Linked DNA regions of Homo sapiens: region 1 is linked to region 2. Evidence: chromatin loops called from intact Hi-C (ENCODE). Cell type or tissue: natural killer cell. All regions are shown on one strand. Each heading gives the region's core, and the rest is flanking DNA. Links, peaks and the distances in the headings are about the cores only.

Region 1 (16,489 bases), core at 5,585-10,584, 120 kb before region 2:
AACTCTGGGAAGAATACTCTCAAAACATCTTTTTCTAACTCTTTTGCATCTCTGTTCACAGGGCTTTGCGTAGTGGCAGCTAACCAGATCACAGTGATAAAAGAAAAGCTGATAGAACATGCCATAATATTGGGTTTTTACATGCTCATAAGGATCAGAGTCAGGAGCGTGGTTGGGTGGAGGTGGGGGAGGTGTCATATGGCGGCTAAGCAAAATCAGCAGAGAAAAGAGCAGCAGTCTTGCAGTGACATGATCTGACCCCACCACTTGCCCCTGGCTTCAAATAAGTAATGTTTGGGGTCTCGGGTTTCTCAATTGTATAATGAGGATAATAATCCCTGGTCAACCAACCTCACCTGGATGCTGTAGTGATGCAGAATAATATAACTTTTGAAGGTGACTTGTAAACTTTTGTAAAAGGTATGCTCTATGTGTTCATATTGACAATCACTAGAATAAATAATCCACAAGGTGTAACCTGCATTTACTGTAAGAATGAGTTTCCCAGCCGGCTGTGGTGGTTCACGCCTATAATCCCAACACTTTGGGAGGCCGAGGCAGGTGGATCACAAGGTCGGGAGTTTGAGACCAGCCTGGCCAATATGGTGAAACCCCATCTCTACTAAAAATACAAAAATTAGCCGGGCATGGTGGCAGGTACCTATAGTCCCAGCTACTTGGAAGGCTGAGGCAGAAGAATCGCTTGAACCTGGGAGGCAGAGGTTGCAGTGAGCCAAGATCGCACCACTGCACTCCAGCCTGGGCAACAGAGTGAGACTCTGCCTCCAAAAAAAAAAAAAAAAAAAAAAAGATAAAGAAAAGAAAAAAGAACGAGTTTCCCCTAACAGTCCATCACTTTACTAGCTATGTTTTGAAAACGGAGCTATCTACTATATATTTCATGGCTAGATGACGCTAATGGAAGTGCCAAAATGCTGAGCTTACCCCCTATAGTGAGGCTAGCAAGCCAGCCGCAAAGCTGAATCCCCTAAGAAAGGTCTGGCTGCAGACGCTTTGTTCTGTGGGTTCCCTAGCTGTCTGAAACTACAATAGCATGTTGGCTAGAAATACTAAGAAATAACAAACAAAAAACTCAAGGGAACTTGAAATGGTGACTCATGAGGCCTTTTTACATTTATTCGAGAAACAGTCATTCAAAGCATCACTGGGTTTTAATCACTGGCTAAAATTCAACTTTCAATATCAGCTCTAGCCCCCATCCCAAAATAGTCTCTGGCAGTGGTATAGACTCTGGAAGTTCCTAGACTTTGGAAGTGAACAGAAACCGTACTAGGAAAACTCGGATTCCCCAGCCTTGGGGAGTCAGGACGCCCCACTAGCTCTATTTTCAGCCACCTGCATGCTCCCAGGGCTTGGCATCTCCATCCCTTGATGTCTACCAAGATGTGTACTCTTGGTGACTGATGACCGATAAAACTGGTGCTCTTGGTCGGCTGCATGTGGTCAGTTTATTTCTGTACCTTACATGCTGAATGTGCATAGCTGCCTCTGAAGTGCTTTGGGAGTATATTACATTCAGAAAGGCCCTTTCCAATGGATGTTAGTGTTTAGTTAATTACATGAAAGTGAAACGTGGGACCATTTTTAGTATTCTTTATTAGACTTTCAAGCACACGAGAAAGGGAAATGCCGTTCGCACACTTTACTTGTGTCAGAATGCTGCAAGGGATTATGGTTAGTTAAGAGAAGGGTTAGTAGTATTTCCAAATCACCTTAGGCTCCAAGGTGATAGAGGTTTTACAATTAGATCACTAAGCTAGGTAGTTCTACCTGGGGGAGGGACAGGCAAAGCAGGGAAAGGGATCCAACTAACCTCCTTCCACTTCATTTCCTCCTGAAAGCTGACAACTATCTTAACATGCCTGCCTCCTTCCTTCCGAGCCGAGCATTCACCAGTGTCATCCAGCAACATGTCTGCGAATGGAAAACATCAACAGCCTTAGGCACATGGGGACAGCAAAGCCAGCTTCCTGACACCCCCGCTGCAGGTTGGCACAGCAGCGGGACAAACAGGTGTCAGGGTGCAGGGGGTGGGGGGGTAGGGGAAGAGGAGAGGGCAAAATGGAGAATGCAATCACAGAAACCAATGGTGGACCAACCAAAGAACCAGTAGGCTGACAATGCACCTTGCCGGATGGAAGTGCGAGGGAGAGACTCAACCAAAACAACAACAGCAGCAGCATCATGGATAAAAAATAAAAGCATCAGCCTTAATACGCTTACAAAGAAAACCTAGATTGTGTTCACTGATGGTTGCACCAGCCTGGAATCCATCCTGAAGGCAGGAAGATCATAGACCAAGCCACTGCCTCAACTGAGACCTGCTACTATGGGGTTTGTGTACAGCATTCAGCTTGCAGGTCAGCCTCTTAAAATGGATCAAACAAACTCAGCATGGTGGGCGAGGGGATCCAAGCTCAGGGCTTGGAGAATTTGGGGTGCTGGAGCAAAGCATGAGAGCAGTCTAACGGCTGGGCTCATGTTGGTAGCAGACTCACACCCAGACACATACACACCCCAAGTGCACACACGCCTGTTGCCTCTCCATTTGATCTGTTGATCTGCTTATTTTGGGGTTCTCGCTTAGAGATCAGGGTGCCAGCTGTAGGTCCATTCCTGCCCCCAAACCCTGTAGGCCACTCACCCAGGCTGGTTGACTCAGTGAGGTTCAAGCTGTGCTGGGAGAGGCCCATGGACTGCCTCGGGGAGGCAGAGATGGACACTTGGGAAGGAGCCCGGCTGCAGCCACTGCCTTGAGACTCTGACTTCAGCCGATCATTCTCAGCTTTCAGCTTCTCTATTTCACTCTGCAAAGAGTAATGGAGAAGCTCCCTTAGTAGGCAGAAGTAATGTGAACAAGATTTTTCTGAAGGAAGGATCTGAAAGTTCCCTGCAGAAACCAGGCTGGTCTTCCACCCAAGGCGAACAACACCCTCAGAGAGATTTAGCAGTGTTTGCTAACCCTGCGGTAGACATAAGACATGCTGCCATGGGAGGTCCATCCATTCAGAGAACAGGCCTTTGAAAAGACCTCTGAAATGCTTCCCAGAGTCTGCTGCTTGAGGGTTAAGTGAAAAAGAGTCTTATGATCTAAGAGGTTTGTGCAACTCTGGCTTTTACAGGCTTCTTTCCTGCAGGACTTCTCAGAATCTTTAATGAGCTCCTCTACGCCATGAATTGAACAGAGGCACATGGTGTGCAGCATTTTCCAAACATATTTGATCAAGGTATTCTCCTTTCATAGAGCTTCTCATGGAAAGAGTGTTTCAGGGAACCTCCTTTGTGAAACACTGACTCCATTAAGATCCCAGCAGACTCTAGAGGTATCTTTCATTCTACGAATATTCATGAAGAACCTACAATGTGCAAGGCATTGGTGCTATGTCCACAGAAAGGTATGCAAAAAGCCCAGAAGACCCAAATGTCTTCACTCCATGGCAGAAGGTGGGAGGGGCTGTAAGAACAAATCTACAGGAATACTCAGATAAGGGTACTAACTCTCCAGCTGCAAGACTTGGAAAGGAATCAGGCCGAGCATTAAGGGAAGGGTCTAACTTGGATGTGCAGAGGAATATACCCAGTGGAGGGAACAATATGAAAGAGGAATTTCCAAGGATGCAAAGGGGGCAGTCAGCGACTCCATCTGGCTGGCGAGTAGATTCTGGGAAGAGGAGCTGGGGAGGGTGGTGTGGATTAACAGTGGAAACGACCCTGCAGAAGGCCTTGAAGGCCAGCTGAAGGAGACTGTACCACATGCCACAGGCACCAGGGGAGTCACCAAAAGTATTACGTAAAGGAAGAGCATGGGTACTCTTATTCTTCCAAAAGACTGGGTCTTTGAGCAATGTGTGGGAGGGACTGAAAAGAGATAAAGGCTGGGAAAGCGAGGGCCGCCACCAGATTCTGATGCAGCCCTCAGGGCTTAGTGGAGAGCAGCCTCTGGGAGCTCCTTCATAGACAGCCTTGAGCTCAGCCCATGCTCCTGGGCTCTCACCTGCATCCTGTTCATGGCCTCCCGGAGCTGGTCCAGCTGGTGGGCAGAACTGAGAGCTTCTAAGCGGATATCCGTCAGCTTCATCTCCTTGTCTCTTAACTCATTTCGGAGCTGCATGACGGTCTCAGCTTCACTATCCATGCATTCTGAAATTCTAGGGAAAGAGGAATGTTACTGATGAAAGCAGCTCCTTTTAGTCCCCTACTGAACACTGGTCCACATCAATCATCAGGTTTGTTTAGCAGTAACTGTGAATAACCAGCTGCCTGGTGCTTCCTGTGGGTGACAATGCCAAAAGCACCTGAAAACAGATTTTATTCCTTCTCTGTATTCTTTTTTTCTTCTTTAAATTGGTTTATTTAGACCACTGATGTTTAAAATCGTTAATATAGTTAGATTATTATTTACTGTATTGTTACTTTTCTATTTGTTGTCCTTTTTCTTTGTTCCTATTTTTGTCTTTCACTCTTTTCCTGAGTTCCTACTTTTGTCTTTCACTCTTTTCCTGCTTTTTGTGGTTTCACTTTTTAAATTTTATTTTTATTTTTATTTTTAGAGACAAGATTTCATTCTCTACATTCTTTCTTTGCTGAGCTCTGGCAATCAGAATGGCTTTGGTGTGCCTTTCAGCAAAATTCCAGGAATATAAGGATAAGCAGGAGCTGGCAAAAGGGAGTAGTAACCTTCCAGTTTGATAACCCCCTCCCCCACCATGTGTACACAGCTGGGCTTCCATGACACCACACGCCCTTGAGTTCCAAACCGACTCAGAGAAGCAGGGTCAGCTTACAGTTTTAAAGATTAGAAACTTCTTTATTAAACAACTGAGGGGTGATTTTTATTTGCCAAAATGGGGATGAAACCTAAAGATATGCGTGGAAGGTGTTAATCTGTTCCTGATCACATTCTGAAAACTCACTCCCCTAAAAGTGTCTAGACAGATCAACCTTCTTTAGTTCTCTCAGCCCCCACACTGCTTAACACACTCAGGGCAAGAAGGGAAACCTCTTCAGGGAGTTAGAGAACAGACGGGATGGTGTGACAGGCAAGCCAAAGTTGTATCTGAAAACTCTGCAACAGCCTGGCTAATTATCTTCTTTTCCCTGCTGCACACCAGGTCAAGGTCACCATGGGACCCTGTTGAGTTCCTCTTTCTGAAGAGGTGGTTCTTCTAGCTTAGGCTCCTTAGTTACTTAGGTTTGCTCTTCAAACACCTGGCAAATCAGCACAAAGTAGAAGATCATACAAGTCGTGATGAATTGCAATGTTAGGAAAGATAGTTCTCTTAAAAAAAATAGTTCTGTGAGTTTCGACGATCTTAGCATCTGGGTTACTGGGTGATCCAGAATAGAAAGCTTTGACATTTCTTGGACTGAAGACAGAAAAACAACCCCAAACACCCCCACTCTCAAGTTCATAAAGTTACAAAGCTGAAGCTGATTATGTCTAAAGGAGATGATGAGCATGTGGTCTCTGCAGAAATAAATGATCACATGAGTCTGGCTCTCCAAGACCCAAGCTATGGGTTTGGGGCCAAACAAAACCTGACCTGTAAAACTGGGTGAGGGTGTGGAAATTTTAATTCCCAAAGGAAAATGATTTATAAAATTGTTAAAAGAGATGAAATTGTATTTCGGGGGCAGAAAGAACTGGAAGAAAAATTTAACACTTGAATAGCCAAATGTTTCTGTTGCTCTTTTCTTGACCTGAACCTGAACTTTTTTGATTTGAGAGACACGGTAAAACCACCTTATGTTTTTAAAAGTTACCAGTCACCAAGGAAGATTCTTAGCTTCAAAATCTTATTGAAAAACCCAAAGAACTCCTGAAAATGATCTAATTATTTCCATCTCACACTTTTGAGAGACTGAAGCCAATAGATTCAGGACTAAAAGGGCGAGACAGAAATGTCTTTAGAATTTGCAACATCCTTTCTTTCTCAGCTCTCTGTACTTTGAATAGCCTGTGGTTTGTGAGGTTTACTGATAGAACCATGCTTTTTTTTTTTTTCTTCGGTTTGGGAGGTTTGCAGGAGGAGCTTGCAAAAACTGGTTCTATCTTGAGAAGACTATGGTTTCTTGGTTTAAATGGAGTGTAAAGTCTGAACAAAATTTCACTGTGATACTCCCTTCTTAGCCAAATCATGTCCTACATGAATCTTGAAGGCTCAGATTCACTGCAGAGAACAGTCTGTTCTGGCTGACACCATGTGAGGCTCGTCTGTCCAGCACTCCACGATAAGGCACCTTGCTCAAGTCATCTTCACCTGATCTGCACCCTTTTCCCAGAAAGCTCTCAGCAAGAGAGAAAATACCTTCTTGGCACTCACGTTGTGGAACGTATCACATGGGTTACTTTGCAGAGCTTGGCCTAAACCCTTGACTTTACAAACGGTACCAAACTGAAATGAAGAAAGTCTGTGTTGGGAGGACTTTGTCCTCCCTATGCTCCTCCAGAATCAGCCAGCTCTCAGAAACACACAATGATGAGGCCTCATGAGACAGATGCCCTATAACGTAGACATGATGTTGAAAACACATTCTTGGCCCGGGTTGGCGGCTCACGCCTGTAATCCCAGCTGAGGCAGGTGGATCATCTGAGGTGGGGAGTTCGAGACAAGCCTGGCCAACACGGCGAAACCCCGTCTCTACTAAAAATACACAAATTAGCTGGGTGGTGTAGCTTTGGTGGCGGGCACTTGTAATCCCGGCTACTCAGGAGGCTGAGGCAGGAGAATCGCTTGAACCTGAGAGGTCGAGGTTGCAGTGAGCCAAGATCGCGCCACTGCACTACAGCCTGGGAGGCAAGAGCGAAACTCAGTCTCAAAACAAAAAAGAAAACACATTCTTTTGCAGCAGCCTTAACTAAGCTTTAGTCCCTAATCCTAATGCCCAAGACAGAGCCTTCTCCCCTAGTTCCTTCCCTGACTAGACTTATGCTGTATCGCTGATAATTTCATTTCAACTTAACATGTTACCTCTGCTTGGCTGCTGGCTCCTCAGGGACCAGGGTTATTCTCTGCATCATTTCTGGCATCTGATCACATTTACATAATGGGTACCTAACAAATGCTTATGGAATACCTAAACAAATGGGCTAGGTATTTGAAGTATATTATTCCATTTCCTTTGTACATTACTCACTCCATGAAGAGGTACTGTAATTATCTCCAGTTTTAAAATGGGGAGGCAGAGACATGGACACAAGCAGGCCCAAGACTGCACCATGTAAAAATGATAGAGGCAGATTCAAACCTGGCAGGTCTGCTCAGCTCTAGAGCCTGTGTTCCTGAACTATACCCACTAGGCGCTCAATACATGCTTGTCCACTTCATAAACTGCTTACTGAAGACACCTTATGTGTGTTTTTCCCTACTCAGTCCCTTAACTGTGATTCAAGCCTTTTTCCACTGTCTTGTCCACAGTCAGGGCTGGTGGCATACCTAATTTTAAAATGCCTCGAGTGTGGGAAAACGTTGCCTTACCACAACTACCATTCCTTTTGCCCACGGATTGGGGAATTTCCTAAGCCCAACTCCTCTGCCTATGGTTTTGTCTTTGAACTCCCTCTCACATCTAGATTTGCACATTCTTACAAACCCTTCGAGGTTGGAAACAAGCATTTGCTCTCAGCCTACCCTTTGGAAAACGAGACCAAAAACAAACATCTCCAGTGTGCATGGATGCTGTGGAATGTAAGAAAAGGGCTGGGGAGCCAGGAGCCAACCCCACCCGATTCCTCTGGGGAAAGTGGCTTGGAGGATAGTTCTGCCATGGTCCTGCACAGCTGAGTGCATCACCGCCTCTCTCTGCTCATCTTACTTGGCCGCCCAGCAGCATCTGGCCCCGTTCCTACTCCCTCCAGCAACAGTTTCTCCTCTCTGCTCCCAGGTTTCCTCCCACCTTGCTGGCCGGCAGCTGTAACTCCCTCTTTCTGAACTTCAAATATCAGAGTGCACCAGAGCTCAGTCCTCTTGCCCTCTTGCCCTCTGATCATCTTCGTCTTCATTCAACCCCTTGGAGAACTCTTCCAGTTGCCCAGCTTTCGACACCACCAATAAGTCTGTGTCTCCCAAATCTACACCTCTAGGAAGTCCAGGCTGGTTGACCTGGATATGGATGTCTGCTGGCATCTCAAATTTAATGGAACCAAAGTAGTGCTCCGACTCCCCACTCTGCCCCCCTCTGTGTCTCCCACTCATCCCAGGTACTCAAGTTGTAAATCTAGGAATATCCCAGGATGGCTCTCCTCTTTCCCTTGCACTCACATCTGATCCATCACCATACACTGTCAACTTTTCTTCAAGAATATCTCCTAAATACATCCAGAACTCACTACTGTTATCAGTGGCTCATTCATTCCACCAAATATTTGAGTGCCTGCAAAACCAATACAGTACTTACCTCCATGGAGCTTCTACTGTAGATCTGGGGTTGGGGTGGGGGACAGAGAACAAATAATCAAGGAAAACCTCTATGTCAGGTGTCAGGGGGCAACATGTGCAATGGGGAAAAATGAAGCAGGGGCAAAGGGACCATGGGGAGCACTGGCTCATGGTAGAATGTTGGTTTATGCAAGTGAATGGGCAAGGCCTTATTCATTAAGTCACATTGAGCAGAGACCTAAGGAAATAAATATCTGAGGGAAGAGCACACCAGGCAGAGGACACAGGAAGGACACAGGCCTTGAGGTGGAGAGTGTGATTGGAATGTTCAAAGAACAAGTGGGCCAGAGTGGCTAAGAGCCCCTGGGTGATCTCCCTTCCCCATATTCCTTATACACAGAACAGAGACTGATCTTTGTAAATTCAGATTATCTCATATTCCTGTTTCAAACTCCACCACACCCACCCATTATACATGAAATTGGATGCGAATTCACTTCAAAGCCTTGCGTGTTCTAGGCCCTGACTATGTCTGTGGCTGTAGCCTACTCGCATATGTGGGAAGTCACGCTGTCCATCCCTCTCTCTTTCAGACATATCGAACCTGTTTCTACATCAGGCTCCTTGTGTTATTTATTTTTTGGGTCAGGAAGACTGCCCTGCTCATTGGGAGGCTGGGGTGGCAGAGGCTGCTATGTGTTCACCAAAGCCCATTTCCTCCTTCACTTCTTCTGCTGCAGGTGGTATGGCTTTGAGTCCTGGTCAGTGGACTGTGGGAAGAGGCGACATAAGCCTCTTCTAGGCCTGGTCCTTAAAACCCTCCTGCAGGTTCCTCTGCACTCTCCAAACCCCCACGCCCACTGGCTGGACACAGAATGTTGAGCAGTGGACTGGGCCCTGTGGATGGCGGGAGCCTCAGTGCCTACATCACTAGAGGGCAGGCCACCTGCTGACTAGGACTATCTGCACTGGGTTTGGAGTGAGCAAGAAATAAACAGTCATATGTAAAGCTGCTGAGCGTTGGGCTGAGTTTGTTACAGCAGCTAATGTTACCCGCTGAAACTAACCCAGTGGCTCCCCCTGGCATGCAGATTCAGCTGAAATGTCACCTACTCAGAGGGCTCTTTTCTGACCACCCCATCTAAAGTTGCTGCCAAGGTACTCTGTATCTCAGCACTGTTTTAATTCACAGCATTAGCCCTTAGCACTCTCTAATTTTCCTAGTTTATTCAGGATTTATTTGTTTAACATTCATCTCCTCTCTTGGTATACAGGGTCCATGAGTAGGAACTTTGTGTTGTACTTTATCGTAACCACAACTGAGAATGGGGCCTTCAGAGTGAAAGTTCAGGAGTAGAATGAACTGTACTATGTCATGTCTCCACTAGTATTTACTCTTCTCAGGGGTGGAGAATCTGTTTAACTTTTTTTTTTTTTTTAAATAGAGACATGGCCTTACTCTGTCACCCAGGCTGGAGTACAGGGTGATCACAGCTCACTGGAGTCTCAAATTCCTGGGCTCAAGTGACCCTCCTGCCTCAGCCTCCCAAGTAGCTGGGACTACAAGTATGCAACACCATGCCTGACCGATTAAAAAAAATTTTTTTTTGTAGAGACAGAGTCTCACTATATTGACCAGGCTGGTTGCCAGCTCTTGGCCTCAAGCAATCCTCCCTCCTTGGCCTCCCAAAGCGCTGGGATTACAGGCGACAGTAACTGCACCTGGCTTGGTTAACCCCTTTTTGGTCTCTTCAGAGCATCTGGAATAGTGCTCTGCTCACACAGGTTGCTATACAAAAAGTTTAAATCAATAAATAAAGAAGACATGATGAGTTCCTTTTTCTCCTGGTCAGGAGACAACTGAGTTGGGATGCTTTGGGATGATGGCATGTGTGAGAGTCACAGGCAACTGGTTCTTTACTCTTTCCTTAGGCACTCTGCAGATGGAGGAGGACACACTCTCTCAGTAATTTGTCTAATTCTTCACTCAAAATAACACAGGACACTGGGCTGGGCACTGCAGGGCCAAACCGAAGTCCAGTCCCTCAGTGTCCTTCTTCCTTCCCCCATTCAATTTTACCCTCACCCATAGCAGTAGGAAGTACACACCCCTGTGGCTACCTCTTACTAGGGTGTTCTCCAAGAAAAGAGGAATTGATCATCTAACTCAGTAAAGTAGAGACCCTGACAGGGCCATGTTTCAATAGTGGGTGAGGTTGCTTAAAAGTCATAACCCTGGTTGGGTGCAGTGGCTCATGCCTGTAATCCAAGCACTTTGGGAGGCTGAAGCAGGTGGATCACCTGAGGTCAGGAGTTCGAGACCAGATTGACCAATACGGTGAAACCTCGTCTCTACTAAAACTACAAAAATTAGCTGGGCATGGTGGCATGCGCCTGTAGTCCCAGCTATTCAGGAGGCTGAGACAGGAGAATTGCTTGCACCTGGGCAGCAGAAGTTGCAGTGAGCCGAGATCATGCCTCTGCACTCCAGCCTGGGCAACAGAGCAAGACTCCATCTCAAAAACAAAACCAAAACCAAAACCAAAAGAAGGTCATAACCCTACTATCCTCTGTTTCCTCTCTTCCACTCCCATGCAGTTGGTATACTACAAAGATCTGGCCTCTGGACAGGCTGATTTTGCCTGTACTCCCTCTACCCATCTGGTAAGCTGCTAAGGCAGGGCCTTAAGACACTTATGCTGTCTTCAGTGGGCTGGCTGGTTAAGTGGACTTAGGGTCAGCGGCACAGACCTGGCCCCCTGAGAATGAAGAAAGATGGAACAGCATGGAAAAGGCCCTTCATGCATAGTATTTAACTTGGCCTTCCCAAGAATCCAGTGAAGTAGATGTAATGAACCCTATTTTTACTAGTGAGGAAACTGAAGTTTATACAACCAAACTTCTTTCTCTAACCCTATCTCAGTGGCTGTCCTGACCCTGGCCATGACTTCCCTCTTCTCCCATGCACTGTCTCATCTCTCTGACAACTTTCCTTGCAGACTACCTGTGCTCCAGTTCTTTAATTCTAGACCTGGAACACCATGGTTTCAAAAGAAATTCAGCCCTACTGAGCAGGGCCAGCCTTTCTTACTGCTGCAGGAAGCAAGCTCCTGTATATCCATTTATCTCGTCCAATTCTTAGGGCTAGGATACGTACACAAAAACCATTATCCCAAATTGATATATAGAGGTATGGAAACAAAGAGAATTTAAGTAACCCGCTTAAGGCCAACCAGTTAGTTATGGATATTGACACCATCAGAACGAAAACCTAAGTTTCTTTTCTCTTTCAACTTTCCCAGTCCTAAAGCATTGAAAGAACATGCACAGTCCTATTAAAGCAAAGCATAAAGGATCCCAAGGAGCAGATGTGTCATAACAGGACTCCTAGCCATTCCTACTGGAGAAGGTTCTCAGGGGCCAAAGATGTTATCTGACTAGACAGACAGACTTACAGAGAGTTGGAGTGAGAATTCCTCAGCAGTGGGGTGGAACCTGTGGACCCATTGTGCGGTAACTTTGGTGAGGAAGGCAAAGAAGAATCCGTCATCTCCTCAATATCTGAATGAGAGGACGCAGATTTTGGGGACTTCTTCTTCCCGAAAGCTTGCTTGAAGGAGCTGCGTAACTGAATATACAAGACTGTCAGTCTCACAGCGGGGGCAACCAATGCTTAGGCCTTGGCAAAACAGAGACATGCACACAAAAAAGCGATTAATTCTCCCATGTTTTTCCCCCCACCAATGGAAGAGGTTCCCAAGAGCTCTTTTGAATCAGTGCATTAAGGGAGGAAGAGTTATCTGGTGTTGCCAGCTTGAGGGACTGCATCTGTGGGTAACATTCCATGCCTACTCTTGGTTCAAGACTAGATGCCAACAGCAACACAGAGTCTGGCTCAGCAGATGGATGTTGGGAAGATGAGGTTACACAGCAACAAAGCAGGATGCTCAGACACGGTGATGGATGCGGATGAGGTTAGTCATATCAATGGATGGGTTAGCTTGGTATCTGATATTAAAGTTGGTCTTGCTTACCTCATTGACCTGCCAGAGAAAACGCAAGCAAAAATGGGGAAGGGGGAGGAAAAAAGACAATTTTTTAACAGAGAAAGCCAGTGACAGGGAAAGCTTCGGACTTTCAGACACAACATGGCTAATAATAAACACCACACACAGGGGAGGTTTCCAGTAGGAACACAAATCTTTAAAAGCACTGGGGGCATGTTCCTCCCTTCTGAAAGGAAGGGAATAGCAGGTTGGGGAGTCCTCTACAATTCCAGTTCTTCCAGCTTTTCCCTGTCTGGCTGAAATGGCTGCCTCCCACCTTCCTGTGCTTCTCATTCTCTTCTTTTTTCTTGTCAGTCACCTCTCTGTGCTTTAAATTTTGGGGGAGGTTGGAGAGGATGTCTTCTTTTTGAGCAATTCTAGCTTCACTGTCACACTGGCCCTGGATGGCTGTATAGCTCCTTAACCTATCCACTTAGGAGTTTCAGCTATTTGTGTATATAAGAAGATAATCTAATAAGCAGCAAATTAGCCATGTCACTTGTTACTCAGAAAATGGTTATTTTAAAGAAATTTATTAACCATATGGGGGGAAAAGGAACTAGTATATTACAATTTCCCCAAATCATGAGATGGATCTGAAAATTCTTTCCCCCCCGCCTCTGTTGCAGGAAATGGATACCTAAACATTTTAATGAGAACATAAAGAATTAAAATGCAATGTCTTCTCTGAAAGCCATAATCAGATTTTTCTAGGCCAAAAACTAATGTTTCATCTTGAAAACAGGCCTTTTAAAAGTAATTTCCTTTTTCTAAAGTCTTTTTTCCTTGTGAAAATACGTTCCAGGGGTTTTCTTAGCCACTGAAAAATTCAGAAAACAGGCCATTCTAAAAACTGATGAGATTTTTCTCCCATCAACAGGTTTCATCTATAATAAACCACATGTCCAGCTTGTGGGCAAATCTAGATCCCTTTTCTCTCCCATTTCCTACCTCTGATAATATTTCCAGAGAGCAGTCACAGAAACAGAAGGATTAGGGACACAAGCCATCACCTGAAATCCTTGCCTCTACCTCTGGTGAAAAGCCAGGTGGAAGAGGAGATTACAAAGATCAGACAGAGCTAAGCTTTGGGATTAGCTGAGGATGCCAATTATCCATCTTCCCTGATTTGACTGATAAGCGGGAGTTGTCTTAAAGCAACATAAGCACGTTTTATTTCTTGAAGAAAATGGAATAACCACTATTTTTCGTAGAAAATATCTCTCTCGTCACTTTGAAAATCAAAGCTGACCATGTTTATCGATTGCATATTAGAGACAGCAATATGAATTAATCCTATCTGTGTTTAGTCATAACAAATAAGTTGACTAAGAGCCATTAGTAACTTAAAAAAGAAAATTTAATCAGAAAGATGAGAGGGTCACACTAGACTGGCTTTTTAGCTTGCTTCCAATGCAAGTCATTGACAACCAAAATTACTAAACCCCTGATGTCTGTATCACTAGACCTCGCCACCCATCCAAGATAACACAAAATGAGTGAGAAGTGTACAGAATGAATGAGGACACTGAAGCTACTAGTGAAACAGGATGCCGTCAGCACAAATGGGGAACGGGGCCACTGGTCAACTCCAGATCAACTTGAGATATTCTTGCACTGAAGACAAGGGATAGCAAATCTCAGTCAGAGCTCTGTAGCCTTTAAAGAAGAATTAAAAAACTGGATGGAGAGTGAGGGGTGGAATTTTTCTGGGAGAGTGGAAAAAACCACTCAAGGCACCACTGTCCAGAAATTCAAATAACTCACTGGGATTATGAAACATGGAGAAACACTGTAATGGAGACTGATTCTATTAAACTTGCTATTTGAGGTACAACCCCTGGTTTAGAACTACTTGCTAACTTCTAACACTGACATTAGGACACTTTTATTTATAGGACATGGTCAAAAAGTTTTCAAAGAGAGGGTTGGTTTGATGATATCCCTAGGCATTTGTGTAAATAAATAGATAAAGATTACGGCTAAAGATGGGATAACTAGCAATATGCTCAAAAAAATATTTTGGATCTATGAAGAAACCATTTAAGAATAACTTTCCTCTAGTACCTGAAACTTTGTGGCCAACATATAATGAGGAAGAAATGACACACATATGAAATGAAAGATGAGTACTTTATGAAAAGTCTCATGAAAGAGAAAAAAATACAAAGTGGTAGGGATGTTACAGATTCTAGTGTTTTGCTGAGTACAATATTGATTTTAGTAAAAACCCATCCACAAACCATTTCCTGGGATCTACGCCCAAAGTGCTATGTTCCACAGATAGTAGCTGGGCTGGACTTTATCTGGGGAGATGCAGCAGCCAGTTCTGCAACTGACTCTGTCCGTCAGTCCCCAGGAGAGTGGATGTGCACTCACCCAGTTCTTCCGCTTCTTCTTCTTTGAGTCACTCTCTATGTTGCTGCCCACGCTGGAGTGGCTGGTGGCACTGTTGATGCTGGAGACGCTGTCTGAGGAGTGCTGCCTGCGGATGCGGAGGTCTGCAGACTGGGCAGTGCCGTTTCCTGGAGACCAAGGCAGGGTGTTTCAGCAGCTGCCAACCTGAGCCCTATTCTTTATCTCAGGATTTTGCCCTTTAAGCAAAACCCACCCACCTGAGGACTACTGGGTGTTTTCCACATATACATCAACTCTGATCCCTACAGCTGTTTCTAAGATCCTTGAATAGGTGAGTGCATTGCCCTCTTTGGTCAATTAAATGAGGTCTATCTCTCCCCACTTTACAAAACAGAAGTCAAGGGAGGTGTAGGGAGAATTTCCCCAACACCAGCTCTTAAGCTTTAGATAGGTGTGGAAATGTGCTTGTGAACTGAGCAGTTGGCACCTTCATTGCTAGCCCCCTCCCTCTCCTGCTCTCTGGGCTCCTGTCACAGTGGCCTTCTTGCAGCCCTCTGGAAGTGCCATGCCTGCCTCATCTAGGGCCCTTCCATGTGCTATCCCTCTATCTGGATATTCTTTTCCCTTGACTCTGTCCAGCCAACTCATTTGCAAATCCTTCCCATTTCAAAGCTATTATCACTTTTTCGGGAGGCCCAATAGACTAAACAACACCGATATTGAAAATGTGTGATATCTGACATAAAGTTTGCAGATAGTTTTTCTCATGAGGACAGAACTACACCTAAAGGCTGGTCTTTGAGAACACTAGTTGTAGGGTCAAACCAACTCATCAGGTTCTAGCCCCACTTCAGTTTCTCCCTAATCCCTGACCTTAAAAAGTGACCCTCGGCCGGGTGTAGTGGATCATGCCTGTAATCCCAGCACTTTAGGAAGCCAAAGCAGGCAGACCACTTGAGGTCAGAAGTTCGAGACCAGCCTGGCCAACATGGTGAAACCCTGTCTCTACTAAAAATACAAAAACCAGCCAGGCGTGTTCGCATGCGCCTGTAGTCCCAGCTACTCAGGAGGTGGAGGCAGGAGAATCACTTGAACGCAGGAGGCAGAGGTTACAGTGAGCGGAGATCATGCCAGTGCACTCCAGCCTGGGCAACAGAGTGAAACTCCGTCTCAAAAAAAGAAAAAGGAAGTGACTCTCATCTATGAACACTAGTGTCCTCATCAGTACAAGCAGGAAAGAACAGAATCACACTCACAAGATTGTTGTAGAAAGAAAACCAGATAATGAAATCATTGAAACACTTAGCACTGCCCTTAGAACGTAGTAAGTATTCCATAAATCCTAGCTCTCCATATTACTTCTGTGATTACTATTACTGTTAATATTATTGTTATAAGAGCTAAGTCACCTGCACTCCTACATTACCCCAAGATACACAAGGACAAAATAATTCACTTAGAAATGTTTTCCTAGGCTGGGCATGGTGGCTCATGCTCGTAATCCTAGCACTTTCGGAGGCCGAGGTGAGCGGATTGCTTGAGGACAGGAGTTCAAGACCAGCCCAGCCAACATGGCAAGACCTGTCTCTACTAAGAATACATAAATTAGCCAGGCATGCTGGCACATGCCTGTAATCCCAGCTACTTGGGAGGCTGAGGCAGGAGAATCACTTGAACCCGGGAAGT
Region 2 (16,489 bases), core at 4,374-9,373:
GCATATTTATCAAAACCTTTGTCCCCCACGACAAGTTCAGAGACATGTTGCAGTGACTCTAATATCCTACTCACAGCATATTCTTACATATTTTAGAATCAAATAAAGGTGAAATTCAAGCGAAGAACACAGTATTGCCTCTTCCTGATTATGGGTCACCCCAAACTGACACAAGATGAAACAAAACCAACAACAACCTTTGGAGAGAAAGCCCAAGGTGACAATGCCTTTCTCAGTTGGGGTTCCCTGTGGTAACAGGACTTTAACCATAAATAAGACAGACTGCACAATCCACACAGTTAAGAAACAAGAGGATGTGAGGTGGAAGAGGGGTAAGAAATGTAATCTTTCATTTTTATGACTTAGTGGGCAATTCTTCGGACAGACCCACACATCTTTGGCCTTCATGCCTTTGGGGGAATGCTTCCAACAACCGCTGACAGAGGCCAGTGGGAAATGTGACTTAGAGAATCCAACCAGTTTCCTACCTTTCTGCTTGATGCAAAATTGGGGCACCCTTTATGCGATTTCCTACTGTCCTCCAGGACTGTCAGCTCTTCAGGATGTCACCAAGTTGATAGCGACTTGTTCTTTTTAGGAGGATTTGGGAGTTCAATGTACATCGTGAGTAAAATCTTCCCTTATGTCACTCAAGCCTGGAACAGTCTCCTGTGGCCACAACACACACCACCTTGGTTCAGAGCATAGGATGACGTGACCATGGCATATAGACTGCACTGCTGCAAAGTTTCTTCAATGGCCACGAGCCATCCCCCAGGAGAACACACAGTTGAAGGGGCACCAGCCCCTGCTTCTCTGCTGCAAAGTGAGCCAGATAACCAGGAAAACCCAGATAAATCCTCTGGTCAAGGTACAGCAGGAAGTCAAGGCTGCTGCAGAAGTGAACTCACTCAGGAGTTCTGGAGCTGACTCTGGCTAGTCCCAGTCAACAGAGCACACCTCACTGGGGAGTACTGCAAAGATGTTGCTAAGCTAATCAAACAAGGGCTCAGATCTAGCAGGCCATGGGGACAGAGGCAGCAGCAGGAAAAGGTGGGCCTGAGTTAAAGAGGAGTCAAAAGGTCCCAGGGGCCCCCTGCCAGCCTCGCCAGGGAAAACTGGTGTCACAGACTTTTGCCATTTCTACTTCCTAAAGCCAGTGCTGAGGACTGCTTGAAAGAGAGAGAGACAGAAGAGATAGCGTGGGAGTCGCTGTCTGCAGCTCAACTCAACACACGCCTCTCCATCTACCTGCTGCTTGAAATACGGGCCATGGAGCAGTAGTTTCAACATCACCTGGAAGCTGTCTTAAAAAGCAATATCCGAGACCTTCTAAATCAGACTCAACATTTCCATAAACCCCCCAGGTGATTTGTGTGCACACTAAAGAAAAAGAAGCACTGGACCCGGGCAGTGGTCTCTGTAGAGGGGAGCACAGATGATCCAGGAGTGAAAACGCAAGTGCTTCTACGTATATTTATTTCTCATCAAGATCTTTCTGATTCCTATGTTTTTGCACGCTATAGAGTATATGCAATATTTCAATAGCATGGCACATATATATTTTAAAAACAACTACAACCAAATCCAGTTTACAGACCATTATCGAAATCAGAAATTCCTAAACTTTCTTATTAACCTCTTTGGAGAAACGAGTGAAAGCTAGGGACCTCATCTCACATATGTGCAAAATTCACATCCAGCATGAGTTGGCTCACAGACCTCGAGGCCCCACCTTAGCAGTGACTTTGCTAAAACAGGGCAGAAGTAGATCCTGGCTGAGCAGATGCTTCAACACACTCTACAATGATTTCTACATTGCAAGACTTGTCTGTTTGCTATAAACCAATTCCGCAGTGGCTCATGGCATTGCTACAATTCACGTTACCCTGAGTTTTAGCACACAGGCTCAATCTCACCACTGCTTGGGTCTTGCTTTCACCAAACTCCTAGCAGAGAGATTGATCACGTGGAGAATTTCTGTGTGGTGGTGAAACAGGCTACCAAGGTTTGTGTGTCTTTTGCAAAATGCAATGTGACTTTCCACAAGTTTAATAAAATTCCATCTAATACTAATTTCCAGAGCATTTTGGTTGAAAAAGATCTATACGTATATAAAGTCCAGGAGCATTTTAATTTGAAAGGCCTATAATAGCCCTAATAAAATACATACTCCGATGCACAAAGAGCCAAGGATTATAACAATAGTGTACTTATCACCCTTAAACCAATAGAGATATGTAAAATTTTAATTATAATCCATGGCTACGCTTGTTTGAAATGGACGCAGGCAGGGCACACTTCTGAAGAAAGGCTGCACACGTTCGAAAATTGACAGTTCCTGTGTCTGAAACTGGTCTTGCCTGAATTGTCTTTACTGTGGTTCAACTGTCAGTGTGGAATTGCAGCAAATATTTCTAGCATTAGCAGGAAGCTTTTTGTCCACCTTCTGAAAGATGAAACACATCCTAACACACAAGAGACAGTTCTCTAGACAAAGCCCCTTTAAGCTCTTTCTTAGAATGAAACAGATGGTGAAAGGAGATGGACTGATATCCAGGAATTCTCAAACCTCAGAATACAGGCAGATCCTCTGGAGAGCCTGACCAAAATGCTTATTCCAAGGCCTCAGCTTCATACACGCAAGATGTATTTAGTGAGGCCCAAATCTTGCATATTTTTAAAAAACAGACTTTACTTTTTAAGAGATTATTTCTCTAACACTGTACAGAAATTACAGAGTTCCTTTATATCCCCTCTTCCCCCCAACACTTTGCTCTATTATTATGTACACTTTTTTCTTAGAAACAGGGTCTTGCTTTGTCACCCAAGGTAGACTGTACACTGCTGTCCTAAACTCCTGGGCTCAAGGGATCCTCCCGTCTCAGCCTCCTGAGCAGCTGGGACTACAGGCGCATGCCACCATGCCCTAATTTTTAAATTTTTTGTAGAGATGGAGTCTTGCCACATTGCTCAGGATAGTCTTGAACTAGGCTCAAGCCATCTTCCCACATCAGCCTCCAAAGTGTTGGGATTACAGGCGTGAGCCACTGCTCCTGGGCTATTATTAATATTTTGTATTAGTGTGGTTCATTGTTGCAACTGATGAACCAATATTAATACATTATTATTAACTAAAGTCACATTAGGGTTCACTCTGTGTCTTACAGCTCTACTGATTTTGATACAGAATGTCACCTACCCACCATTACAGTATCACAGAATATAATTCCACCACCTTAAAAATGCCCCATGCTCCACCTATTCATCCTTTCCCCCAAGTCTGCATTTTTAACAGACATGCAAGTAATTCTCTTGCAGGTAGTCAGGCCAAAACTGTGAGAAATGTTGCCTTAAATCATGAGACCTGGGCGGAAGAACTGTGTGCTAGATTGGATTCAGTTTCCCTAAGAATTAGTTGACTATAATGTGGCTACACTGTAACAGTAATTTAAACTTCAGATCCTCTTAGTAACTACTCTTGGCCCCCTCTGTGTTAGGGGACAATATCCACATTAACCTAGGTTGAAGCTGATCCCCAATGTTTCCTCCATCTCAAATCAAGGCTTGATAAAAGTTGTTACTACTTTAAGTTTCTTCTAAAATATCAAGTGACTCATGGTCTCATAGTTAAATGCCTACCGGCCTCAGGACAGTCCGACTGTTGGAAACTCAGATGGCTGGCAAGTGGCAAGAGGGAGCAGTATTAGGCATGCTGAATTCAAAGCATTATGGACAACACACAGGTAGCTCAGTGTGGCATCATAATCAGATGCTCTTCCTCTGGAAAAGCCTTCTACGTTGTCAACAGAATATGACAGAAGTGGATCCTGGCTGAGTAGATCCTTCAACGTATTCTGCAATGGTTTCTACATTGCAAGACTTGTCTGTTTGCTATAAACCAATTCCGCAGTGGCTCATGGCAATGCTACAATTCACATGTTACCCTGAATTTTAGCACACACGCTTAATCTCACCACTGCTTGGGTCTTGGCTTTCACCAATCTCCTAGCAGAGAGATTGATCAAGTAGAGAATTTCTGTGTGGTGGTAAAACATACTACCAAGCTTCATGCGTCTTTTGGAAAATGCATTCTCCCGAACACTTCTGATGCACTGAAACACACCTGCCAATCATCATCTGTGGGCTGGTAAGTCTTATCATTCCTGCGATTTCTGCTACGGCTCCCCAAGCCTCAGAGTGCTCTGAGACACAGGCTCACTTTTCACATTAAGTCAGCAGAATTTTTGTTGGCTTTGAGGATTGTATGTTCCCTTTGGAAGATGACTAGAGCCTGTAGGGGTGGGAATCTGACATCTAGTGTCTGTTTCCCTTCTGGGTTCATGTAGACCCCCCCAGGTAACAACAAAAGTCTTTACCAAACTGGGGAGAAATCAGCTGGCACTTTGGCTTAGGTTCATGCAAGTTTCACCTTGTCTTTTCTAGACTGCAGCTGAAAGAATGCCACGGTGTACTGAGAATAGACAGAATGAGAAGGCGACTAATTTGTAATTGTGAGACAATCCCTGCTGTAGACAAAGGCAAAAAGCAGACCTTGGGAACATCATTCAACCTCAGCGAACAACTAGATTTCTGGAAGCACTGTAGGGAGGCTGCAGGAAGGGCTCACATAGAGTCACATGTAGGACTTTGCCCAGAGGAGGCCTATGTTTAAGGTGGTGGCATTTGTGCAACAAACATTTATGTAGTACCTACTGAGAGGCAGGCACTAGCCTGGGTGTTGGGGACATAAAAATCAGACTCAGTCCTTGAGCTTGAGGGGCTTAGTGTCAGCTTGGGGCAAGCAGATGTGTAAATATTTGCATGGGGTTCAGTAAAGGCCAAAGCACAGAGAGGCCAGAAAAGGCTCCTTAGAGAAAGAAAGCCTCCCATAGCATCTTGAAGGTGTCTGCCAGGCAATATTGGCTTGGGGGAGGGAGATCAGGTAGTTCACACAGACACGCATGTACAAACACAAAGGACCCAACATGTAAAGTGAACTCGGTGTATGGTTTTCTATGCTAAGTTTCTACCAGGTGATATTTTCATCAAGACAGTGATTATTCTGGGCACTTATTCTAAATGGGATTCAAAAAATAAACCACCAATACCAAGGAAACAGATATATAGACCTTTGGCCTTCAAGGGTAGAGGATTAAGCAAAACTAGGTGACTATCGGATGCTCAAATTAGCAGCCATTGAATCCACAAGAACAGCAGACATGACAGCTGACAACATGAAATGCTGGCCCTGGTCACTCGTCCAGATGTCACCTTCAGAAACTGTACACAGGCAGCTGAGAACACTGGTTGTCTGTAGGAATGATCCTATCTCCAGGGAGGGAGCAGGAATTTGAAAAGTATGTTCAAGGCCCAATGTTTTTGATAATGCATTCTGTAGCTAAAGTTTGACAAAATTTGAGTTGTTGTGGAGCTATTAAAGATACAGTGATTCTGAAAAGCCACATCTAATTTTACCCTCCAGCTCTGCACCTCCTCACCCCCAAGTCAGGGTGTGAGATCTTTCAGGATGGGGCATGACATCTAAAAAGAAAAAAGTTTGGGCCAGGCACAGTGGCTTATGCCTGTAATCCCAGCACTTTGGGAGGCCAACGTGGGTGGATCACCTGAGGTCAGGAGTTCAAAACCAGCCTAGCCAACATGGTGAAACCCCGTCTCTACTAAAAATACAAAAATTAGCTGGACATAGTGGCACGTGCCTGTAATCCCAGCTACTTGGGAAGCTGAGGCAGGAGAATTGCTTGAACCCAGTAGACGGAGGTTGCATGAGCCAAGATCGTGCCACTGCACTCCAGCCTGGGTGACAGAGCAAGACTGTCTCAAAACAGAAAAAAGTTTGAAAAACATTGAGTTAAAATATGTGAGGATGGAAATCAGTCATTGTCTTCCTGGAGAGTTCAGATTTTGAACTAATTAAGGTACCAGATTTCCATATTAACAGGAACTATCCAAAAGTGTGTTGTACATCCACAAAAGTTGCATATGATACATTCACATGGGGGGAAACAAGGCTGTGTGGCTGGGGTGTTACCGGGGGGCCCACCCATGCCCTGAGCCAGGAAAGGGAAATCTCACAGCTCTCTCTTTGGGGTGTAAAAAGGCTTTTTTATACCCTGCAAAATAGGTCCCAAACCCATCTCTCCATCCCCTTGCCCCCTAAAAAGAAAACAGGCCATGGTAGAAAGTCTTAAGATAAAATCCCACAGTGAAAAGGCACCCTATGCAAACCACAGGCCACAAGAAAAGAACAATCACTCTAACCTCTTCAGCTTGGCACATACCACATAACCCCCGTCCCTCGCATAGTGAGCAATGGAAAAATGCCCTTTTCTACTAAGGTTGGCAAAAGTGTGTCCTACTCAAAAACGTGCCTGTGGGGCCAGACATGACACAAACTCCCCAAAACCAGATGATGTGCTCTCAATGACTAAAACACTTGTGCTTATCTTCACCTGGGCATGCAGTGTTCCCACACCATGATGGTCTGCCTCATCTAGCATATTAATGTCGAAATACAGGATGTCTTTTAGATCATCTCCCCCACCTCCCACTTGAGGACACCACACTGAGAAGGTGTGAACTCTAAAACCTCATTTTAAGTGCAACAGAGCATTGAGAAAAACATTCATGATAGGCAGTTTCATGGAACTACAGAACATTAGATCTGGGGGGATTTCAAAGATTACTTGGTTTAATGATTTTTCAGATGCAAAATGAAGACTCAGAGAATTGGAGTGATTTGTCCAAGAAAATACAAGTAGAAAGTAGTCACTAAGGTTTTTTTCATTTAAATGTATTTGTGTGTTCAATAAATCCTTTTTCTGTCTTTTATGATAAAATTGAAGCCTGGCTCCCTTATTTCACATTTATTATAACTGTTGGCTTGTCTTTCTTCTTGTGCTCCAGCCTTCACCCAACAAGTTCAATAAAGGTAGCTCTGTTATTATTATTTCAGAACCAATACTTTTGCTTCAAAATCCCCAGTCCCTATAACTGTGCCTTCAACTCTCGAGATAGGTACCTACCAAGTGTTTCTTGGTATACTGAAGAAAGAATAAATAACAATCAACAATTAAATTGTTGGACTGGGTGCAGTGCCTGTAATCTCAGCACTTTGGGAGGCTGAGGCAAATGGATCCCTTGAGGCCAGGAGTTCAAGACCAGCCTGGCCAACATGGTGAAACCCCATATCTACTACAAATACAAAAATTAGCCAGGCATGGTGGCGCATGCCTGTAATCCCAGCTATTTGGGAGCGTGAGACAGGAGAACCACTTGAACCCAGGAGGTGGAGGTTGCAGTGAGCTGAGATCATGCCACTGCACTCCACCCTGGGCAACAGAGCAAGACTCTGTCTCAATAAAAACAAAAAACTGCTTTCACTGTAGTCCTCCCTTGTCTGTGGTTTCACCTTCCATGGTTTTAGTCATCCACAGTCAACTGTGGTCTCACATTGGGTGAGTATGGTACAATAAGATATTTTGAGAGAGAGAGAGACCACATTCACATAACTTTTATTAGAGCATATTGTAACAATAGTTATATTTTATTGTTAGTTACTGTTGTTAATTTCTTTTTTCTTTTTTTCTTTTTTTTTTTGAGACAGAGTCTTGCTCTGTCACCAAGGCTGGAGTGCAGTGGTGCTATCTCGGCTCACTGCAAGCTCCGCCTCCCGGGTTCACGCCATTCTCCTGCCTCAGCCTCCTGAGTAGCTGGGACTACAGGCACCTGCCACCACGCCTGGCTAATTTTGTTTTTGTATTTTTAGTAGAGATGGGGTTTCACCATGTTAACCACAATGGTCTCGATCTCCTGACCTCATTATCCGCCCGCCTCAGCCTCCCAAAGTGCTGGGATTACAGGTGTGAGCCACTGCGCCCAGCCAACTGTTGTTAATTTCTTACTGTGTCTAATTTATAAATTAAACTTTATCACAGGTATGTATGCATAGGAAAAAAACCCCATAGTTTATATAGAGTTAAGCACAGTCTGCAGTTTCAGGCATCCACCGAGGGTCTTGGAATATATCTCCTATGGAAAAGGGAGGAATAGTGTATGTATATTTTATGCATTAAGCATCTGGAGAACACAAAGAGAAATAAGATGCATCCTTGCATCTGCTTTAGAGATAAGTCAAATACTATCAATAGTAGACAATGATACAGAAAGGGTCCAAAAAGGACTTCCAGGAAGATGTGGGCCTTCCGGGTCTCATTTAAGGGACAGCATGGCTCCAGCAAAGAGTCCACTGTATTGGGAACAATGTTACTGCCACACCCTAAGGCATCCTGAACTTGAGCTGAAGCGAGTTTCATTTCTCCATGGCCAAATTTCCCATTGTATTTGATTCTTAGAAAAGTGAAAGCAGTATAGTGGGGAGCACAGTTTGAAAAGCAAAAGAACTGTGTTTCTCTTTTAGAATTTCAATATGTATAGGTCAGGACAGTACCACAGGTGTGTTCACAAGAGGGACAGGGTGTGGCACAAACTGTGTGGATGAGCACGTTTCTCCCTGTAGGAAGGCAGCTGCTGGAGCTCTTGAGGTAACCTGGGCATGAGACACTCAGAAGCCAAGCAGCCAAGCACCCAGGCAACCCAGCCAGCCTGCGGACAAGGAGAAGCCAAGGCGGTTGGGAACAGGGTGTGGCAGGGGTGCCCTAGCAGCAGTCGGAGCACTCTGGGGGGAAAGACAGGCTGAGAAGTCGCCGAAACACAGGCCAATGACCTCCAGAGTAGGAGCCAAGCTATGGTCAGTTGCCTATAGGACACTCAAATTACCTTCTATCAGTGCACCAGGAGCTGGTCATAGTGACTGATACTGCTACACAGACCAAATAATGGGGTATCTGACTTTTTTCACTCTTTAACTTGTTCAAACGCTTCCACTTCCACAAGAAGGTAGACAGATAAGCTAAAATCATAATTCAAATGGGATTGAAGGCAAAGCAGAATTCCCTAGGATCTGCATACTGAGAGAGCACATTCAACAGTAAAACATGTTTACACTTTAAAGACCTATTATTAAGGCTGGGCACAGTGGCTCATGCCTGTAATCCCAGCATTCTGGGAGGCCGAGGTGGGTGGATCACCTGAGGTCAGGAGATCGAGACCAGCCTGGCCAACATGGTGAAACCCCGTCTCTACTAAAAAAATACAAAAAATTAGTTGAGTGTGGTGGTATGTGCCTGTAATCCCAGCTACTTGGGAGGCTGAGGCAGAAGAATCAGGAAGCGGAGAATCCAGGAGCTTGAACCCAGGAGCGGAGGTTGCAGTGAGCCGAGATTGCGCCACTGCACTCCAGCCTGGGCAACAAGAGTGAAACTCTATCTCAAAACAAACAAACAAACAAACAAAACTACATCAACAACAACACCCTATTTGTTTTCATCATATGAACTCTAGGTAGTAAAGTTCATGAACATCTCAGCTGGTGTGCAGACACTGTGTTTCCAGCGGTCCTCATACTCTTATCTGGACTGTAGCCACAGTCCACTTCCTTATCTTCCAGATCAGAACCTGGGGCAGCAGGGAGGTGTGCACAATTTTTGTATTTATTAGAAGGAGTCATGGGTTAAACATTTTTCAGAAGAAATGTCTTTGGTGCCTCTACTATCACCCCCAGGCTGGCAGGACCTGTGGAAACGTGGCTTTCCAAGGAGATCCTTATCTCCAGAATACAATACCCAGTCTGCTCAGTCTATAATCCAGCTGTAATGATTCCTCTGGGCACCTGGATACCCTGAATCATAAAACTGAAAGACCTTTGAAAGATCACCTCTTTGTCTCCTTTTCACCTCATGCAGGAACCCCTTCTGTAATATCTGGGATACAGAGTTTTCCAGATTCTGAGTGAATATTCCCAGGAACAGGGAGTGACAGGGCTCATGTCCTTGCAAAACTGCCTCTAGTTTTAACAGGTCTACTTTTGGGCACATTTTTCCTTATGCTGATTAATGGTCACCTTGGTGTCTAGGCAATAAAAAACCTGTCTAACTTCCACCTATGGTTCAAGTTTGGTCCCCTGGAACCTACTGCTTTTCTAAGTACTTTCCATGCCAAGCCAATATTTGTACTTTCTACAAACATTTCTATTATGTTTTGGGTTTTGAATCCTGCACCTTGTTACCTGTTCCTAAAAAAAAACCTCTGCCTTATTCTGAACCCCTTAAAACCTAGCACCGAGAATAAGACAGAGCTTGATATTGTCTAGCTAGCAGAAACTCTGTTGCTTCCCATATTCTTATTCTATGAATCCAGTTGAAGGTTAGGCTTTGTAGAGCTCTAAGGAAAGGTAGGAAAATCCTTGGGTCTACAGAGCCTAAAGTGCAACAGGCGGCAGCACCAAGAGAATAGGCTTGGCTCTCAAGCTTCCTGAAACTGGCCGCACCCTTTAGTAGCAGTATGACCTTGGACAAGGGACTTCTGTCATCCTCAGTTTCCACATCTGTAAGATGGGGACAATCACATGTTATAGGCCTTCCAGGATTTCTACGAGAATTCAATGAGATAATGCCTGAAAAGCACCTGCCACATGAAAAGTACTTAATGAACACGACCTGTATTATTAATAGCAGCAGCAGCAGCAGCACTGCTCCTACTATCACCCCCTTTCTCTCTCTTTTCATTCCGCTCATATTACCCAAGCATACACAACAGGTCTGGTAGAAGAAGTTGGAAACGTGAGAGAGTAAAAAGACACAATCCCTCTGTTCAAGGATATTCTGGCCTGGGGGACAAACTAGCCCAAAGAACATAAGAGAAGCCATCTGGGAGCTGTTACCAGGCGTTTGGAAACTCAGAGGAGGGAGACCATCAATGTCCATCAATGTGCATCAGCGGAGGCTTCCTAGCTGCAGTAGACTCTTGAAGGATTGTGGCAGGTGGGTGGTAATTGATGGGGAGGAGTTTATGGACAGAGCAGACTCATGCAAAGGCTCAGTTACAAGAGCATGGTGTCTGTATCAAGGAAAACGTCTGTGGTTCAGAGTGGCAGGAACAGGATGGCAGCTGGGGTGGGGAGAGGACGGGTGGTCAGTGAGGGGATGAAGGAGATGGCAGGAAATGAAGAAATGAGGCTAGGCAAGTTGATCATTTGTTAGCTTCTCAAATGCAAAAGGAGGGCCCATGATGCACCATGCTCTGTGCTAGGCACTGGGGATACATAATGTACAAGAAAGACAAGGCTTGTGTCTCCATGGAGCAGACACTCCAATGTGAGACTATGGAGGGAGGGCCGTGTATATCACACTGGGTGGTATGGGGATATATTGTTGTGAACTGTATTCGCCACAGATGACCACAGCAACATCTCTGGATCCCACATGCAAGGTGACCTTGCCATCCTCCCACTGAGAGGTGGGATCTATGCACCTTCCTCTCGAATCTGGAGGGCTCGTGACTGCTTTGACCAATACAGTATGGCAGAAGGGACAGTCTCTGCCTTCCAAGGCTAGATGATAAAAGGTGAGGCAGCTTCTGCATTGTTCACTGTACCCTTTGCCCTTGAGCCCTGAGCTCCATGTAAGAAGTTTGCCAATCCCCAGGAAGCCACGCCATGTGGAGAGGCTGCAGCCATCTTAACCTTCAAGTCATCCCAGCCCAGGAGTGAGACGTGGGAGTGAACAAACTCTGGAATAACTCTAGCCTTCAGCTATCAAGTCAATGCCAGCCCTGCTGTTTTCCAAGCAGAGGCTCCACACATGGCAGACCAGACATATGCCATCTCTGCTATATCTTGTCCCAATTCCTGGTGCAGAGACCCCATGAACATAATGAAATGGTAGTTTCAAGAAGCTACATTATGGAGTAATTTGTTGTACAGAAACAGTAACTAAAACACAGAGTTTTCTCAGCAGGCAGTGAAGAGCCACTGAGGAATGTAAGCAGAGAATATAATCAGATTTGTGCTCTAGAAAGATCTCTCTCACCAATGTGTGGAATGGATTTGTTGGATGGGCATTGGGATCAGAAGAAAGGCAATTAGTGAAAGGATGAATTGTCATCATCTGGGTGAGAAATATTAGCAGCAAGATGAGAGAAAAACCATAGTAAGAGATACTTAAGAAATGGAATCCATCAAATTCAGTGACTGGCGTTCCATGAACAAGAGAATGGAAGAGTCTAAGATTCTGGGTTCTGGGTGTGGGAAAAAAAAATGGATGGTGGAAACACAGAAGAAAAACAGGTTTGGGGGAAAGAAGAGCGATTACATTTTAGACATGTGTACACAGCTTCAGTGAAAGTCCTGAAATGAGTGGTTGAATTCAGGCTCTGAAGTCAGGCTGTCCAAGTTTGAGTCCCAGCTCCCTAGCTCACCACCTCTGCAACCTTAAGGCAAGTTACCAGTGGCCCCGCCCCCCCAAATCCCTGTGTCCTCAACAGGAGAATGGGAAGAGGAGTTCCTAGAACATAGAGATTAAAATAGGAGGCTGGGTCCAGTGGCTCACACCTGTAATCCCAGCACTTTGGGAGGCTGAGTGGGGTGGATCACCTGAGGTCAGGAGTTCCAGACCAGCCTGACCAACATGGAGAAGCCTCATCTCTACTAAAAATGCAAAATTAGCCAGGCGTGGTGGCACGCACCTGTAATCCCAGCTACTCAGGAGGCTGAGGCAGGAGAATTGCTTGAACCCGGGAGGCAGAGGTTGTGGTGAGCCGAGATCGTGCCATTGCACTCCAGCCTGGGAAACAAGAGTGAAACTCCATCTCAAAAAAAAAAAAAAAAAAAAAAAAAAAGTAGAATGAGGCCAGCTGTGGTGGCTTATGCCTGTAATCCCAACGTTTTGGGAGGCTGAGACAGGAGGATCACTTGAGGCTAGGAGTTTGAGACCAGCCTGGACAACATAGCAAGACACCATTTCTACAAAAAATGTTTTAAAAAAATTAGCTGGGTGTGGTGGTACATGCCTATAGTCCTAGCTACTCAAGAGGCTGAGGCAGGAGGACTGCTTGAGCCTAGGAATTCGAGGTTTCAGTGAGCTATGATCATGCTATTGCACTCCAGCCTGCACAACAGAGCTCCTAAGCTCCTGTCTCATAAAAAAAAAAAAAAAGAGGATGAAAAGAGATAATGTATATAAAGCACAGTGCCTGGCATTTAAAAGTGTTCAATAAACGGTAGCTAGTCGTGTTAATATTATTACAATGGTCATTATTATTAACCGTTATATATACTTGGTCAGAGGCTAGGCAGGTTCTTTGTACCCTGAGGGCCTGGCTACAGGGCATTAAATGAAAGCTGTTCCCAAGGAGCCTCACATACAAATCTGGTGCATGGTTTAGTCAACTGTAACGTCCGTGTCAGCTTCTAAAATAGCTACACCAGCTTGCAAAGGAGGGAGAAAATCCAGTCTGTTAGCTGTCCTCAATCTCTGTCTCTCTCCCTCTCTCTCAACTCAATGGTTGAGTGGTTTTAATTAACAACTCCCAAAGAGTAAGGCAAAAGTCACTCGATTAATAAAGCTCTAACTTGCCGTGCACAATTCTGAGGTCTCAGGGTGGCGCTGAGCTTGTAATTGTGGGTTTTGTTTGGGTTTGCAGTGGGTGAGGGGCTGAGGGAGTGGAATTTCCTCAGAGAAATTCGGGTATCATGTCTAGAAACCATAGGTGACTGAAATGCCCACTTTCATGAGATTTAACAACAGGAAGCCACATCGCGGTAAGGCGCTTCGGTAAATCACTGTGCAGAATTGGCTCTTGATCTGAACTTTCCTGCCTCTGAGCACCTCATCGGTTTTCATTTCCAGCACGCAGAGAACCAGTTTTGCCCCCATTCACTTTCTGCATAAGCACTGGGGAATGTTGACACAAGTGTTTCTCATGCTACAGTAAAGACCTGTGACATTTAATTGAAATTAAACACATAATATTGCTTTCGAGGCAAAGAGAAGTATCTGCCTCTGCCCCTGCCACAGCCTCCATGGTCCTTGCACAAGCATTCTCCAGCTATTTTTTTCAGTTCCTACATAACTCACTCCTCTGTACCTTACCCTTCCAAATGGCACTTTCAGGTCCCTTCATAGCTCCTTCAAATGGCACTGGGAGTATCCAGGGCTTCCGATGTTCAGAAGGTGCACACTCTTCCTTTTTGGTCTTGCCTTCCATATATTCGGATATTCAGAGTGTGGGGACTAGCTATAGTAAACTGCCATCCTATAGGGTGCTTGGGATCCCGGGCTTTGAATCAGCCTGGCTGAATGCTTGCTTCCACCAGTTACTGTCTGTGTGGCCCGGCCAAGTAACTTCACCTCTCAGAGCTTTGGCCCCCTTGATTGTAAAACTGGGACGAGAAACAGTCTCTATTGCAAATAACTAGTGGAAAGAGTAAGTGAGAAAAAGCATGTAAAGAGCTCAACACAGTGCCTAGCACATAATAAACTCTCCAAAGCAGTTAGCGACTATGAATTACAGTGCCACCACAGCAGGACTGGCAGAAAGTCATGGGTTAGCAGGCGCTGTTGAGTCCTCTGTGGCCTTCCCCCTTCTCTATAGAGCCAACACCACATTTATTTCGTCCCATGTTTCTGACAACTTGAGTTGACTTCACCCTTTAAACTTCACTGCTCAAGTATGTGAGCTTTCTAATTTCGAAACAGATGACTGGATGATTACAAGCACAAAGCTCTGGGAAAGGGATACAAGACTCCAGTGATGCAGTGGAGATAACCACAGACCCTGTCTCCCACTGTTCCCAAGATCAAGAAGTGAATGTGGGCTTGATTTATAGGTAGAAGGCTCTGGAGACAAACTTGGGGCCTCTCCTTAGGCTCAGAATCTTATTTCATTTTTGGGTCTCAAAAATCATCAGCTCTCTGGAGGTGTCCATGCCAGTGTGTCTGTCTCACTCTGCAGTTATTTCAGGATTAAGAGGAAAGGTCAAAACCTCCATTTCTCAGGGAGATTTCTTACCAGGACCCAGGGGACGAAGGAAGGGATGCAATGATTCTTCCAAGGCAGGCATAGAGTCTTGATCTGTGGTCACATCCCAGGCAGGGTGCGTTAGCTTTGAGCCCTTGCAGATGTTTATTAAAGCTGATGTGTTGACCCTGGGCCACAGGTGAGTTGCCTCCTCCCTTACATGATTCACTCCCACTGATCATATGGCAAGGCCTGCTTACAGGCTGGGATGGCTGATTTTATGTGTCAACTTGGCTGGGCCACAATACCCAGATATTTGGTCAAACACTAGAGTCCAGATATTGTTGCAAAGGAATATTTTAGATGAGACTGACGGTTAAATCAGTAGACTCTGAGTAAAGCAGATCATCCTCCATAATGTAGGTGGGTCTCATCCAATCAGTTGAAGGCTTTGAAAGACTGATGTCCTCTGAGCAAGAGGGGATTCTACCTCAAGACTGCCTTTAGATTTGAGCTGCCACACTGACTCTACTCTGGATCTCTCAGCCAGTAGGCAGGCCAATAGGCTGAGAGACCCAGGGAGGAGTTGATGTTGCAGCTCGAGTCTAAAGGCAGTCTAAAGGTAGAATCCCCTCTTGGCCTGCAACGAGGGCATCTGAAGATTTTGGACTTGCTCAATGACATGACCAATTCCTCTACACATGCATACACCCATACCCACACAAACCTACACACACCCTATTGGTTTCGTTTCTCTGGAGAACCTTGACTAATGCACAGACCAACTCTGATCCAGCCAGGAGCTATTTGGTCACTGTGCTCAAGAATAAGATGTTGTGCCTGACATCATCTTCGTAAATGTCCTAAATAAAATAAAAGACTAAAAAGGCAAGCAGATGTAGTAACTCCAATAGGGCTAAAGGAGCCACCATGCTACCTGTGCCAAACACTTTACAAACACCATCTCCTCTACTCCTCCTCACACACCTGAGAGGTGCGCCACAGTTTAACACATGGGAGGCTCAGGAAAGGAAGAAATTTCCCTATGGTCACAGCTGCCAATCAAGAAATGTGAAGTCAGGTCTTCTGCCTCTATCTCTAAAGTTTCTTCCATTTCCATTGTACATTTCTTCCAGAACAGCTTGATGAGAGGTTCATGAGGTCCCAACAAAACTTAAGCTTCTTATCTTGATCTGAGCACAGGCACACATAGCCTTCTGTTTTGAGTCTTTCAACATGGGCCGACTGTCTCAGGGCCAAAATACTCCCAACCTTGTCCAAATGTTTCTTTTCATATTCACCTCAACTCGAACTTGGTATTCTCCAACCTTCCCATCATAAATCTGTTGAGCCACTCTGTAGCTGCTGGCCCTTGAAAAATACTGGGAAGGGTATTTTCAACTTGAGTGATCTACATGCTTAAGATAAAAATAAACGTGGGCCGGGTGCAGTGACTCACACCTATAATCCCAGCATTTTGGGAGGTCAAGGTGGGAGGACTGCTTGAGCCCAGGAGTTCAAGACCAGCCTGGGCAACCTAGTGATACCCCATCACTATATAAAAAGAGAAAAAAATTTTAAATTAAAAAAAGAAAAGAAATATGGATTTGGT

What was found. Hi-C counts contacts between places; a loop is a spot of excess contacts. Peaks named below come from ENCODE experiments on the same cell type or tissue, not always from the same donor. Only the 100,000 strongest peaks of a DNase experiment are listed, where the experiment ranks them.
Region 1: it touches region 2 in a loop (2.0-fold over the local background); 2 of 110 quality-filtered maps call a loop at or near these places.

Annotation. Positions count from the first base shown.
Region 1 is chr11:20,078,545-20,095,033 of GRCh38, reverse strand. It overlaps NAV2 (neuron navigator 2), which reads right to left. Exons shown (of 38, transcript NM_145117.5): 25 at 14,825-14,970; 26 at 11,855-12,027; 27 at 4,016-4,169; 28 at 2,666-2,828; 29 at 1,835-1,935. Among named protein-coding and RNA genes, the nearest start is that of NAV2-AS2, 37 kb to the right of the region's middle. In natural killer cell, for the core only: no CTCF peak of the experiment used is centred there; no DNase peak of the experiment used is centred there.
Region 2 is chr11:19,961,077-19,977,565 of GRCh38, reverse strand. All of the region lies in intron 10 of NAV2 (neuron navigator 2), which reads right to left. Among named protein-coding and RNA genes, the nearest start is that of NAV2-AS3, 12 kb to the left of the region's middle. RefSeq lists an enhancer at 7,295-7,424. In natural killer cell, for the core only: no CTCF peak of the experiment used is centred there; a DNase peak (open chromatin) is centred at 6,415; H3K27me3 peaks cover 694 bases.